2 separate regions of the Homo sapiens genome follow, and region 1 is linked to region 2. A link is a contact called in ENCODE Hi-C data. All regions are on one chromosome and are shown on one strand. Each heading gives the region's core, a stretch centred on a gene start or an enhancer-like site at or near the end of the contact. The rest is flanking DNA. Distances are from core to core; before and after follow the strand shown.

What was found. Hi-C counts contacts between places; a loop is a spot of excess contacts on that map. Pooled maps may share reads with other maps.
Region 1: a loop to region 2 is called in a map of naive thymus-derived CD4-positive, alpha-beta T cell, with 20 times the contacts of the local background. The contact joins the promoter of ENPP4 here to the promoter of MRPL14 in region 2. A Hi-C loop is called at or near these places in 1 of 168 maps with a recorded cell type or tissue (naive thymus-derived CD4-positive, alpha-beta T cell), 1 of 37 single-sample maps with no recorded cell type and 6 of 50 pooled maps.

What each region holds. Positions count from the first base shown.
Region 1 is chr6:46,128,383-46,136,028 of GRCh38, forward strand. It overlaps ENPP4 (ectonucleotide pyrophosphatase/phosphodiesterase 4), which reads left to right and starts at 1,607. Exons shown (of 4, transcript NM_014936.5): 1 at 1,607-1,807. It also overlaps a transcript of CLIC5 not described here.
Region 2 is chr6:44,124,293-44,131,622 of GRCh38, forward strand. It overlaps MRPL14 (mitochondrial ribosomal protein L14), which reads right to left and starts at 3,160. Exons shown (of 3, transcript NM_032111.4): 1 at 3,052-3,160. TMEM63B (transmembrane protein 63B) reads left to right here and starts at 3,262. Exons shown (of 24, transcript NM_018426.3): 1 at 3,262-3,386. RefSeq lists silencers at 2,893-2,952, 2,983-3,032, 3,053-3,452, 3,493-3,602, 3,783-3,942 and 1 more.

The DNA.
Region 1 (7,646 bases), core at 357-2,856, 2.0 Mb after region 2:
ACAGGATATGCACAATACCCCCAAATGCCACAAAATTTAAGTTCTGCTAATCTTAAATGTTATGTCATTGGACATTACCTAAATTCCCCCAAAACTTGGCCTTACCCTGACTATTGTTCAAATTGGGGTACTTTTTTGGTCATAATGATAATAATCCCCAAAACAACATGTGTCAGATACTGTGCTGAATACTCTACTCGCTTTCCTCATTCATTTGATAGTAAGAGGTTGGTATTGTAACAAGACGCGTTTTGCAGATGAGGAAATGAAAGCTCAAATAGGTTGAGACACTGGCCCATGATTGCTCTGCTGGTGAGTGACAGAGTGAGTATTCAAACCAGGTTCTAGGGTCTGCAGGTTCTAGGGATTCAGCTACAGACCCACTACCATCCCCTCCAGCTCTGAAAGCCCATGGATCTAAGATGCCCATATTCACCAATGCACAGGCCAACCTGAGACTTAAAACTGGAATTAATTTATCAAGGCACAAACTAATAATCAACGGAATACATCTATTGCCAAATCATCTCCATGGCTGCTTCCAGATTGTTGGTAATAGCTATACTGTAAGGTTCAGACCAAGGGGACCAACGTCAGAATTTGTTATCTAAGGTCCAGTACTGCAGTTTACTAATCCAGGTACTGGATTTACAGCTATTAAATACTTAACACTTGAGGATATCACATGTGATTAATATTCTTAATTTATTTGTACTTTTTATTTGAGCTGGAGATACAGTAGTGAACAAGAAAGAAAATACCTTCTGGAGCCTGCATTTTAACAAGCGGGACAATTAAATTCAATAGTGATTTAGCAAGTACTTCTATACCAAGTTCTGTTTGGCACTACAGATAAAAAGAAAAAAGATGCTATCCTCTCACTGCCAAGTGTGCCTGGACAACCCAACTGTTAGCGAATAATTCTACTTCTGTTTGGTAACTGCTCTTTATGTTGGAAAGTTTAGTTACATTATTCTATTAAATAACCTTCCAATTAAAAGCAGGAGCACAATCCCACATACGCGTCTGTCAAAGTAAGCACCCATTTCTCAGCTGTAACTCATTACTGGTTCCCTGCCGCAGGCACTGTGCTGCTTTTAACCTTACTTGTAAACTATTACCTAACTTCCCCGGTAAAGGTGCTCGCTTATCCAGTAAGACGGACAGACGTCTATGGTAGATCCACGTTTCATTTATCCCAACTCACTGGAACTGGCTGAAGCTTCTCCAGACTTGTGCCGGACCTTGGTGCAGCCAAAGTTGCTTTCTCCGCGGCCACCTAAGCTGCCAGGTGCACATTAACTAAGTGGCAGAAGGCCATCGGCTTGGCAATTGCCTGAGGCCTTTCCGGGACTCGCTGGTTTTTAGGTTCCATGAAGGGCATCCAGATCTAGGATGATACGAAAAGTGCGTGGTGGGAGAGTGGAATCAACCTCTACTCTTAGGTCCGATACAACCCCTCCAAGCACCTGTCTAACCAATCGGAAAGAAAGTTACATTCAACGCTGGTTCTAGCATCCAATCCAAGGACGTGTTTCAGACTCTGCTGCCCGGTCCCAGCCAGCCCTGAGCTGGCGCCTTAGACGCTCGCCTGGCAGCTGCGCACACTCGGAGCGCCCCGAGCGGCGCAGATAGGGACGTTGGGGCTGTGCCCCGCGGCGCGGCGCCTGCCACTGCGCAGGCGCCTCAGGAAGAGCTCGGCATCGCCCCTCTTCCTCCAGGTCCCCCTTCCCCGCAACTTCCCACGAGTGCCAGGTGCCGCGAGCGCCGAGTTCCGCGCATTGGAAAGAAGCGACCGCGGCGGCTGGTGAGTACGCGCCTCGCGCGCTCGGCGTTCTGGGGGGCAATGTCACCCCCTCTCCAGTCCCCTAGGGGCTTTGAAAATAGAGATGGTGAGACCAGACCCTATGACCCACTCTCCCCCACTACACGCACATCCCCTGGGGCGCGGCGGGGACGTCCACGAAGGGACTCAAAGAGCCAGGGAGGTGGCGGGCCGAGGCGGAGGCCAGGAAGGGAAGAGGAAAGAAAAATTAGCAGGTGCTGGGGAAGGCAACCTGTGGTGTTAAGTGTGAAGGGAGGGAAGTCAGCCGAACGGTAGTGGAGGAACCTAAGGTGGGTCTGGGGTAAAATTGAGGGGAGCTGGGGCGGGGTCGCCAGGCTTTTGGTTTTAAAGGAGAACCACCCATGGCATCGACATCCGTCTGTCTGAATATTAGATTAGAGTTTATGTTAATTATAGATAATGATATTTAAGAACTAATTTCCTGGAAAACAAGCCAACCAAACAATAAAAGGTACATTTAAGTGCCTTTTTAAAGGGCTGGATTAAAAGCACGTAAGGACTTAAAAACAATGCTTCCTTTTCTTGTCACAACCACCCTATGAGATCATAGCATTCCCATTTTACAGATGACGAAAGTCAGGCTCAGAGAAGTGAAGGGACGCGTCCAACCAAGATTGTACAACTAGTGACAGGCAGATTCAGGTTTACACCAGATCTGACTCCAGAAGGGCTTTGCTTAATCAGGCAATCTTGTGGACCCAAGTCTGAAGGAAGATTTGCCAACTACTGTGAAATATCAACTGCTGGTTTCAGTATTATGAGCTTCTATTTCTTCTTTTTTCCCCTCAGAGATTGTTTCAATCTGTTTTAAGGAAATTAAGAGGCCTGCTGCACTTGTGCGTCTTCCCCCCACCTCCACTTAAATTAGTTACAGGATATAATTTGGAAGACATTTTTTTTTATGGTCTCAGGTCTTAGATTTATTTATTTATTAATTATTATTATTATACCTTAAGTTTTAGGGTACATGTGCACAATGTGCAGGTTAGTTACATATGTATATATGTGCCATGCTGGTGCGCTGCACCCACTAACCCATCATCTAGCATTAGGTATATCTCCCAATGCCATCCCTCCCCCTTCCCCCCACCCCACAACAGTCCCCAGAGTGTGATGTTCCCCTTCCTGTGTCCATGTGTTCTCATTGTTCAATTCCCACCTATGAGTGAGAATATGCAGTGTTTGGTTTTTTGTTCTTGCGATAGTTTACTGAGAATGGATTTCCAATTTCATCCATGTCCCTACAAAGGACATGAACTCATCATTTTTTATGGCTGCATAGTATTCCATGGTGTATATGTGCCACATTTTCTTAATCCAGTCTATCATTGTTGGACATTTGGCTTGGTTCCAAGTCTTTGCTATTGTGAATAATGCTGCAATGAACATATGTGTGCATGTGTCTTTATAGCAGCATGATTTATAGTCCTTTGGGTATATACCCAGTAATGGGATGGCTGGGTCAAATGGTATTTCTAGTTCTAGATCCCTGAGGAATCGCCACACTGACTTCCACAATGGTTGAACTAGTTTACAGTCCCACCAACAGTGTAAAAGTGTTCCTATTTCTCCACATCCTCTCCAGCACCTGTTGTGTCCTGACTTTTTAATGATTGCCATTCTAACTGGTGTGAGATGATATCTCATTGTGGTTTTGATTTGCACTTCTCTGATGGCCAGTGATGGTGAGCATTTTTTCATGTGTTTTTTGGCTGCATAAATGTCTTCTTTTGAGAAGTGTCTGTTCATGTCCTTCGCCCACTTTTTGATGGGGTTGTTTTTTTCTTGTAAATTTGTTTGAATTCATTGTAGATTCTGGATATTAGCCCTTTTTCAGATGAGTAGATTGTGAAAATTTTCTCCCATTTTGTAGGTTGCCTGTTCACTCTGATGGTAGTTTCTTTTGCTGTGCAGAAGCTCTTTAGTTTAATTAGATCCCATTTGTCAATTTTGGCTTTTGTTGCCGTTGCTTTTGGTGTTTTAGACATGAAGTCCTTGCCCATGCCTATGTCCTGAATGGTAATGCCTAGGTTTTCTTCTAGGGTTTTTATGGTTTTAGGTCTAACGTTTAAGTCTTTAATCCATCTTGAATTGATTGTTGTATAAGGTGTAAGGAAGGGATCCAGTTTCAGCTTTCTACATATGGCTAGCCAGTTTTCCCAGCACCATTTATGAAATAGGGAATACTTTCCCCATTGCTTGTTTTTCTCAGGTTTATCAAAGATTAGATAGTTGTAGATATGCGGCGTTATTTCTGAGGGCTCTGTTCTGTTCCATTGATCTATATCTCTGTTTTGGTACCAGTACCATGCTGTTTTGGTTACTGTGGACTTGTAGTATCGTTTGAAGTCAGGTAGTGTGATGCCTCCAGCTTTGTTCTTTTGGCTAAGGATTGACTTGGCGATGCGGGCTCTTTTTTGGTTCCATATGAACTTTAAAGTAGTTTTTTCCAATTCTGTGAAGAAAGTCATTGGTAGCTTGATGGGGATGGCATTGAATCTATAAATACCTTGGGCATTATGGCCATTTTCACGATATTGATTCTTCCTACCCATGAGCATGGAATGTTCTTCCATTTGTTTGTATCCTCTTTTATTTCCTTGAGCAGTGGTTTGTAGTTCTCCTTGAAGAGGTCCTTCACATCCCTTGTAAGTTGGATTCCTAGGTATTTTATTCTCTTTGAAGCAATTGTGAATGGGAGTTCACTCATGATTTGGCTGTTTGTCTGTTGTTGATGTATAAGAATGCTTGTGATTTTTGCACATTGATTTTGTATCCTGAGACTTTGCTGAAGTTGCTTATCAGCTTAAGGAGATTCTGGGCTGAGACAATGGGGTTTTCTAGATATACAATCATGTCGTCTGCAAACAGGGACAATTTGACTTAATTTGGAAGAAATTTTGATGAAAGGACAAGGAGTAATGGAGGGAGGTATTTTACTATGTAGAAAGTAAGATAAGTGTAAGTGTTTTGAAGCTGCTAGAAAACTTTGTGTATGCTAGAAATTTCTGTGTATTTTACAAAATTGGAGAATAATTTAGAATCCTACGATTTTTAAGACTAAGGAATTTTTAAGGAGTATATTTTTTTCCTTAGACTATAAGAAAGCAACTGATAATAATCTAAAGATAACTGCCTTATTTATAGTCATAGAATAAAGTTTTTAAAGGTGTATGAGAGTTTCATTGTATTACAGAGCAGATGGCGTGCTAATAGTGACAAATATCTTTCACCATATCCTGTAATGGTTTATACTCTCTTGGCTTCACATGGGCTAGGAATGCCAGTGAGAGTTGACTGCATTCCATCCAGGGAAGAACGTCTTCCCAGAGAAATTAGAAGGTAGTTTGTCCCCTGAATTGAAGACTAACTCATACTTCCATTTGTTGTAGGGATATTTGGTTGCAGTCCAGAGAGGTCTGCTTTTTTTCTTCTCTTTGACATCTTTTTGGTGTGAAAAATTACAGAATTTCTCTCAATGTTTTATACTGTAACAGTTTCATTCCCTGCAAACTTTATTTTCATTCCTTGGAAACTGCTTGAGAACTTCTCATTGTTGGTTTGTCTGTAGCTTAACACTCCCTATTAGAATGAGACAGAATGTGGCAGACATGGATCCGGCACTGCTAATAAAAGGTGTTCTATCAGGAAGAGTTCTGTTAATAGTTTGGAGATTATTATCAGACTTGTTAACTTGCTATTACTGGACTTGTAAACTTATTGAGGACATGAAATTAGTAAGAACACAGTGAAGCAACTGATTGCTTTCTGAGCCCGGCTAATCACTGGACTTTAGCTTCATCATAAGCAAAGTCATATGCAAGGTCATCATATGCGAAGAGATGAGACTAAATTATTCCTAATGTATTTTATAGTTTCACAATAATATTCTGCCTATCATAGTACAGTCTTGTTTTTTTTCCCAACATCTTTGTAACTAGAATGATAAAGGGAAACTAATTTTGAGGGCCTATTCTGTAACCTTTACACATCCTCATTTTACACACAAGGAAACAGAAGCCAAGAAAAGTTGGATCTACCCAAGATCACCCATCTACTAATTGTGAGTTCAGGTTCTGGGACCCTTCTGACTTCAGTCTATAGTCTTTCCACTTTGTCTGTACTACTTATCCTGAGAACAAGGACTGGGACGCTTGGATCCCAGCAGTGTGCTGAGGGATTACTGAGCCACAGGATTAACAGCATGTGTTCCTGGAGCATCCTTTTAACTCAAGATTTGAGGAAGAAGCATTTTGATTTGTGTTTTGTGGGAGAGGACGGACACAGGTTTTTGGTCTGTTTTGCACATGGGAAGTGGTATAAAACTTTCACATTAAAACACTCAAGTGTGTATTTTGGAGTATAAAATTCACTTTTTTGAGGTAAAATGAGATCAAAAATGTTTCCTGTTTTGTGGCAGGACATTTCAGATTACAATTTCACTTCCCTCTGCTCTTTTTTAAAAAATAATATTTTATTGAGATATAAATCACACACCATTCAATTCACTCATTTTAAGAGTACTGCTTTATGGAGCTGTGCAACTGTCATCACAATCAATTTGAAAACATTTTCATAACCCCAAAAATAAACTTTATACTTACTGGCATTTATTACCCATTTCCCCCCCAACCCCTGGCCCTAGATAGTTACTATAGTTACTTTTAGTCTCTATAGATTTGCCTGTTCTAGACATTTTATCTAAATGGAATCATATAATAAGTGATTTTTTGTGACTGCGTTCTTACATTTAGCGTATTTATCCAGGTTATAAAATGTGTTAGCACTTCCTTCCTTTTTGTGTCAAATAATATTTCATTATATGGATATATTACATTTTATTTATCCATTCATAAGTTAGTGCACATTGAGATGTTTCCACTTGATTCTTACAAATAATGCTGCTGTGAACATTTGTGTACAAGTTTTTGTGTGGACATATGTTTTCATTTCTCTTGAGCACATACCTAATAGTAGAATTGCTGGGTTATATGGTAGCCCTATGTTTAACCCTTTGAAGACTGCCAGAATATTTTCCAAAGTGGCTGTACCATTTCACATTTCCAGTAGCAGTTTATAAAGGTTTCAATTTCTCTATCAACACTTGTTGTTATCTATTTTATTTACTCATCCTTCGGGGTGTGAAATGGTACCTTATTGTGGGTTTGATTGCATTTCTCTGATGACTAATGCTGTTGAGCATCTTTTCATGTGCTAATTTGTCATTTGTGTCTTCTTTGGAGAAATATCTTTTTCAGCTCATGCTCATTTTTTGACTGGATTATCTGACTTTTATTATTGAGTTGTAGCAATTCTTTATATAGTCTAGATACAAATCTCTTCAGATATATGATTTGCAAATATTTTCTTCCATTCTCTGGGTTGTCTTTTCACTTTCTTGATGGTATCCTTTGAGGCACGAGACTTTTTAATTTTGAAGTCCAGTTTATTTCTCTTTTTTGGTCACTTGTGCTCTTGGTGTGGTATCTAAGAAGGCTCTGTTGAACCCAGGGTTACAAAAATGTACTCCCACATTTACTCCTACATTTTCTTTTAAGAGTTTTACAGTTTTAGCTATTAATCTAGGTCTGTGATCTACTTTGAATGAGTTTTTGTGTATGGTATGAGGCAGGGCTTCAATTTCTTTTGCATGTGGATATCCAGTTGTCCCTCTACCATTTGTTGAATTGTCTTGGCACCCCTCTGCTCTTAGAGGTAAATCTACTGGAAAATTTTTGGACATACTGTGATATTCCATTTGTAGTAATTTCTCTAACACCTTAGCTTTTAAAATAATACA
Region 2 (7,330 bases), core at 1,910-4,409:
TGGAATCACCTGTCTGGGTCTCAACGACTCTCTGTCAAGCAGAGATCATATTGGGAAAAGCAAAGAGGTCTGGAAATGGAAGTGCTTTAGCTTCACTCATGTAAGGGATCATTTTAATGTGGACAATCCTTCTCTGAATTATCCAGTACAGACTAGATCTGCAGGATAGTTTGTTTACCAGATCCTGGCCAGGAAGAGCAAGCTCGTTCCCTGATTCTCAGGGCAGCACCATAGGTGCCTCTTTAAGATCATAGCCCTGAAAGTGTTTTCAGTTTAGAGTGGACATGGTAAATTACTTCCTCTCTTTTCTAAGACATAAAAGATTTTTTGAGTTTTTAACAGAGGGCTCTCCTACTCTGAGTGGTTTCACTGGTGAATGGTAAGCTACTTTACTATGACCTTTTTAAATATTCAGCATATTACCTGACCCAGAACAACATTTCTGAGATCTGAACTGCAGTCTTCTCTTGCATACTAGTTGTCACTGTAAATACACATGTAAAATCACACCAGGGTAAGCTACAACCCAGACAAACCATGAGCCTATAAAATAGAAGGCTAAACCATAACCTGCTTTTCGAGACCCCCCCTACAGCCCTAAGAACTATCCAAGTAACCTGACAGTAGGAAAATCCACCTTAGGTGTGCCCAGGCATGATAATCCCAAAGACATAAATGGAGCAAAATAGGTTTTAAAGAATTCTTGCAACACTGAAGACTAGGAGCTAAGAAGAGTCTAAATAACCATGCTCAGTGCCCAACCACCTGAAAAGTGGACTCCAGGGAAATTTTGTTGTTGTTATCCACCCCGCCCCAAGGGAAACATTTTATCTTTAATATTCAGGAGCAATAATAAAATATTTTGGCCACTGTTCTTCAAGGATTCCACAAGGCACTTAATTCTCATGTCAGGCTTTCTGAAATGCTTGCCCTGGAAAGTGTCACTTGATGGCTCACACACTCCTTGAGGATTAGGTGCTGACCCTAATTAGGCACAGGCAGAAATAGTTCAGGAATCCACATGCTCAGATTCATAACTATACTTTTTGTAAAAAATAAAAACATATAAAAAATGCCTTCTGGCTGGACAAGGTGGCTCACGCCTGTAATCCCAGCACTTTGAGAGGCTGAGTTGCGTAGATCGATTGAGGTCAGGGGCTGGAGACCAGCCTGGGCAACATGGTGAAACCCTATCTCTACTAAAAATACAAAAATTAGCCAGGAGTGGTGGCTCGCGCCTGCAGTCCCAGCTACTCGGGAGGCTGAGGCATAAGAATTGCTAGATCCCAGGAGAAGCTGCAGTGAGCTGAGATCGCACTGCTGCACCCAGATCTCCCCAGCCTGGGCAAGAGAGACTGTCTCAAAAAAAAAAAAAAAAAAAAAAAAAAAGGCCTTCTAGTGATCCTCAGAAATCCAAAAACCAGACAACTATGGCTTCCACTTCCATTTTTCAGATATCCATTATAATACTATTTGACCTCAAAGTGAATTTTATTGTTCCACACAAGCAACAGATTACACCAATTTCACAACTCCCAGAATCCAAACCTACAAAGACCCTTCCCACCAAGCACTTTACCAAAAACGGGCTTCATCTCCATCTTCCTTTCTTTCACAGTTGAAAAACTGCCCTTCCTAATTAAGCCAACCAACTTCTTACCTCAATAAAATCCTTGTTTTTCAGTAGCACGTACAGTATTTCCAGTGATGAACAGTGAACTGTCTTTCGTCTCACACAGTAACCTCCGTGAAGAAGATCCACCTTGTTCTTTACTGTATATTCCTGGCATGCTAACTGCATCCTCAGACAATTTTAAGTGACTGAAAACTCAGGCAAAGAAAGGCAAGAGGGCAAATAGAAGGGCACAGGAGACAACGCTTTTCAAATTTTTCTCACTGCGACCTACAGAAACACACTGTAGAACACCTCCTAGTACACTCACACGTGTGTGTACACCTGAAGTGTCAAGAAACAATACCCTAAGTGCAACACCCTCTGATATTTTCTATTTCAAGTGGCCGTGATCTACTAAACTGATTTCCAACTCACCAATAGGATTCAGTTTGAAAAACACTGCAATAAATCAAACCTTACAGTTGCATTCCACAAGCTACTAATGAACTCTTGAAAATCCAGCATACAGCAGAGACGCTGACCAACTACAAGATCCAAACCCCCCAGGTGGGCAGTGTCCTTCTGTTCAGCAGTGGCAGTTCCCCACCACCACCAGCCCTGAGAGTTAATTATCTCCCAAACTCCCAGAGTTTCCCAAGTAGCCTGAGGTGTCTGTCATATGCCCTTTTAACCTCTTTATAAATTCAGTCCCGTCCGTCTCTTACGGTGGCAAAGTTCATTTATCGTCGGCTGTGGAAAGCAATACTTCCTTTTTGTCCCCTCCAGGAACCAGAAATTAAATGACCAGGTTGGTGCCCGTTGTGCCTTTATGATCTATTTGTGTGGGTGATATATAGAAAGAGTCTCAGTCTCTCCCTTCATCTTTCCAGTCTTAATCACTGGTAGATGCAGTCTCTGGTGAAATAAGAAACCAGGGAACCCCCTGGCCTGGGGGAGGGCGCACTCATCAGCGTTGACAGAGTGAAAGCAAAAACTCAATCCTCACACCACAGAGGCGTCTGGCTAACTCATCTCCAGACCTAAGTTGGGAAAGGGGAGGGGAGCGCGGAAAGCGGAGAAGCCGGAGGAGACGCTCCGGAGTGACCAGCGACGGCTGAACGCAGCCCGCCCTCCCCAAGTCGACGCCGCAACCCGGGGAAAGCAGGTGAGCGCCGGCCACGGACTTGGGGGTCGCAGAAGCAGCCCACGGAGAGCGGAAGGGAGGAGGATCCGGGTAAGGGGCCTCCCCTCCCCGTCGGGACCCCCCTCCCCGTCGGGACCCCCCCCTCCCCGTCGGGACCCCTCCCACTGACGCTCTGCCTCCCACTCTGGCCTCTCCTCACTCACCCCGGGGAGTGGGCCTCCCCTACTGCAGAGAAAGGAAGAGGAGAAGGAGGGAATGAGGACTTAACGCCCACCCCTGCCCCCCACCATACCGCTCTCGCCGCCCGGGAAAATCCCGCCGCGGGCCCCACCAGCCAAGCGCCGCCTTCGCCCCACGCGGCCTCTTCCTAGCGCCTGCGCGCCAGGCCCAGCCCGGCGGACGCGATCTGAGAGTGCGCGCGCACCTTGCGTGCGCCGGCGTGCGGGGCGGGACCTGCGGGGCTCCGCCCCCTCCCCCTCCCTCCCCCCGCTCCCCCTCCCCCATACACTGCCGCGGCCGCCGCAGGAGCCCGGAGCTCGAGCCGCCCAGCGACTCCCCCTCCCCCTCCCCCAGCCCCGCCCCGCCCCAACCCGGGGCTCCGAGCCGGAGCCGAGTCTGCGCCTGGGGGTGAGTACGCGACCCCTACCCAGCCCTCGCTCTTTTCTTCGAAGATCCCACCACCACCCAAAGAAAAAACCTGGACTCAGCTGCGCGTCCCCTCCCTTCAACCTCCTGCGGGACCCAGAGGTGCCCGGGCCCGCGGGACCCAGGGGTGGCGCGCGCTGCCCCCAACCCCGCACCATCCCGAGCCAAATGTGAGTCCTCCAACCCCTGCCGGAGGTCCAGATACGCGCCGCCGGCTCTCCCCAGCCCCGGGGAGATCCCAAAGGGTGGGACCCCCGCCCCCGGCCCCCGAGTGCCACTCTTCTCCCACCTGCCCGGTGCAGGTGCGCGTCCCCTGCGCGACCCTCGGGGGTGCCAGCTGCGCCCCGCCTGTCCGCCGCCGTTTGGGGAACTAGCCGCCCCCGCCCCCGAGTTTTGGACCCCGGGGTCGCCAAGTCCGATGCCTTCTGTGCCTTTTATTTTTTCTGCTGCTCCCGGGGGCGAGTACACCCGAAGCCGGTCCGGGGTAAGGGCTCGGGCTCGGGCAAGGGCAGGGTTCGCAGGTGCTGGCACGAGGCCGGCCGCTGCCCCCGGCTCTGGGGACTGACTGGTCGGCGGGCTGGAGAGGCGGCCGGCCCCGGGAGCGTGTCCTCTCCTTGCGCCCCACACAGTGCAGTTCATTCATGAGCCGCCCGGGCCTGCGTTGGAGGGTGCGGTGGGGAAAAGATTCAGACGCGAAACCGAGAGTGGGGCAAAGGCCCTGTTGTGGGGAGGGGGCGCCGCTTTGTCCCTCCTGGCTGTCTTGACCGCCTAAGGCGGACAGTCCCAAAGCTTGGCACCTTGTTCCCCAGAAAAGGAAAGGACGCTTGGGAAGTGGGGAGGAGAGGTCAGAGGGGCTGGCTGCCCTTGGGGCGCTGTGCTGCCCCCTGCCTGGGTCCCCTGGGCAGAGGTCTGGCCGCTCGGGGCAAGCCTGAGCACTCCACCGCCCTGGGGGGCTGGGGCTTGCCTACCCATTACCAGTCTGCAGCAGCCGGGGAGCAATGAGGCTGTGCCCAACACCTGCTGAAGAGGGGCCCATCCTGCCTCCCAGGCCAGGGTGAGGTGGGGAGTGGGAGTGTCAGCCAGGCTTCAAGTGGGGGTGTGCTGGCAGCGTGATTGTCCTCCAGGGCACCAGAGGGTCCAGGCCTTGGCATGCCCCAGGTGGCACATGCTGGGGCCTGCTGTTGGCTCACTCAGTGCAGTCTTGGCCTGTGGGTGGATGGGGACATGGCAAGGCAGAAGGCAGGCAGTGGGTAACTAAGAACCCCCTTGGACATCATTCAAGTTCTCTCCAAGTATAGCAGAGTCTTAGAGACCTGCGTTCAAATTCTAGCTCTACTATTCTTCAGCTGTGTGACCTTGACAAGTTACTTAACCTGTCTGAACCTCAGTTTTCATTAAAAAGTGTTTATGCCTATAATTCCAGCACTTTGGGAGACTGAGGCGGACAGATCACTTGAGGTCAGGAGTTCGAGACCAGCCTGGCCAACATGGTGAAACCCCATCGCTACTAAAAATACAAAAATTAGCCGGGCATGGTGGCACACACCTGTAATCCCAGCTACTCAGGAGGCTGAGGCAGGAGAATGGCTTAAACCTGGGAGGCGGAGGTTGCAGTGAGCCGAGATTGTGGCACTTCACTCCAGCCTGGGTGACAGAGCAAGACTGTCTCAAAAAAAAAAAAAAAAAGAAAGAAAAGAAAAAGAAAAAAAGTGTGGTTACTACCACCTCCTTACAAGTTTTATCATGGGAATCAAACAAGGTAACAGAAGTAAAGAGCTTGGCATCCTTCCTGGTAATTGATCAATAATGGGTTATCATCTCTGAACTTCTGACCCATAACTCTCCCATGCCTCCACCTCCCAGGCTACCACAGATGGATGGGGTATGTTCAAAGAGTGAGAATATTCCCTGTCACTCAGTGGCAGAGTCCCTAACACAGTGTAAACCCTTAGGTCTAAATAAGAAGCCCAACCTGACTGAGGGGCTCTGTTATATTTCTATCATGTTACATTCTGTGTTTTTATCTTATTTTTGTTTTTACCAATTTTCTTTCTCTAAACCAACCCCTTTTATTCCATACCTTATTAATAACAATAACTAATTCCTAGAGCCCATTATATGCCTTGAACTATATTAAGAGCTTTACATAAGTCATCTTGTTTAATCCCCAGAACAACAACACAACTGGATTATTGTCCCATTTTACAAATGAAGAAACTGAGGCCCAGGGTGACTAAGTAATTTTCCCAGGTTAGAAGCCTGGTCTGTCACATCCTAGAGTCTGTGCTTTTAACCACCAGACTATGGTGCCTGTCCCCTATGCCTGCCTCAGAACCTGAAATCACAAACCCAAGGCCTGAGTGGAGGGAAGCTACAAGCAAGAGGAAAGGCAAGCAGGTAGAAATAGGGTATGGCATTTCTCCAGTGTGGTAACTGACTGCCTCCGGCTCCCTGGTGGAAGTGGCTCTTGTTTGCAGATAACTCTGCAAAGTGCAGTGGTTAAGAGCATACACTCGAGCCAGGCAGCCTGGGTCCTTATCTGGGTCTACCACAGACTGGCTGTGTGACCTTGAGCAGCTCATATACTCTCTCTGTATCTCAGTGTCCTCCTGGGGTTGTGATGGGGAGCAAATGAGTTACATTTGTAAAGTGCTTAGAACAGTGCTTGGCACAAAAGAAGAGTTAAATAAACATTTAATACTATTATTTTACTACTTTTTTTTCTTTTTCTGTTTTTCTTTTTTCTTTCCTTTTTTTTTTTAGACACGGTCTCTGTCTGTCGCCCAGGATGGAGTGCAGTGGCATGATCTTGGTTCACTGCAGCCTGGAACTCCCTGGGCTCAGGTGATCTTCGCACCTCAGCTTCCGGAGTAGCTGGGACTACAGACATGCACCAGCATGCCCAGCTAAATTTTGGTGGTGGGGGGTATCTTTTGTAGAGACGGGGTTTTGCTATGTTGCCCAAGCTGGTCTCGAACTCCTGGGCTGACGTGATTCTCCCACCACAGCCTCCCAAAGTGCTGGGATTACAGGTGTGAGCCACCATGCCTGGCTTTTTTTTTTTTTTCCCCTCGAGACAAGGTTTTGCTCTCTTGCCCAGGCTGGAGTGCAGTGGCATGATCATGGCTGACTGCAGCCTCCAACTCCTAGGCTCAAGGTATCTTCCCCACTTGGCCTTCAAAAGTGCTGAGATTACAGGGGTGAGCCACCCCACCCTGCCTACTACTACTTTTTTTTTTGAGATGGAGTCTCACTCTGTCGCCCAGGCTGGAGTGCAGTGGCATGATCTAAGGTCACTGCAACCTCTGCCTCCTGGGTTCAAGTGATTCTCCTGCCTCAGCCTCCCGAGTAGCTGGGACTACAGACGCATGCCACCACACCCAGCTAATTTTTGTATTTTTTTAGTAGAGACGGGGTTTCACTGTGTTGGCCAGGCTGGTCTCGAACTCCTGACCCTGTGATCTGCCCAGCTCGGCCTCCCAAAATGCTGGGATTACAGGTGTGAGCCACCGTGCCTGGCACCTACTACTACTTTTATGCTCACTTGTGGATATATTCTTGCCTTTCTCTCTGAAGTGGGTAGGGGTAGAGTAAGGATATTTGTATCTCTTTGTTACAGATTGGAAGACTGAGACTCAGGTTTCGTAGTAACAGAGCTCGCTTCCATCTTCCCCTCCTCCCCTCAGACCACATGGCCTTGCTTTGATCCAAAGCCCTAACTTAAATCTTGCCCAGTAACTCCACTGAAAAAGCTTATATCACTCCTGTAATCCCAGCACTTTGGGAGGCCGAGGTGGGCAGATCATGAGGTCAAGAGATCGAGACCATCCTGGCCAACATGGTGAAACCCTGTCTCTACTGAAAATACAAAAATTAGCTGGGCGTGGTGGCATGTGTCTGTAGTCCCAGCTACTCAGGAGGCTGAG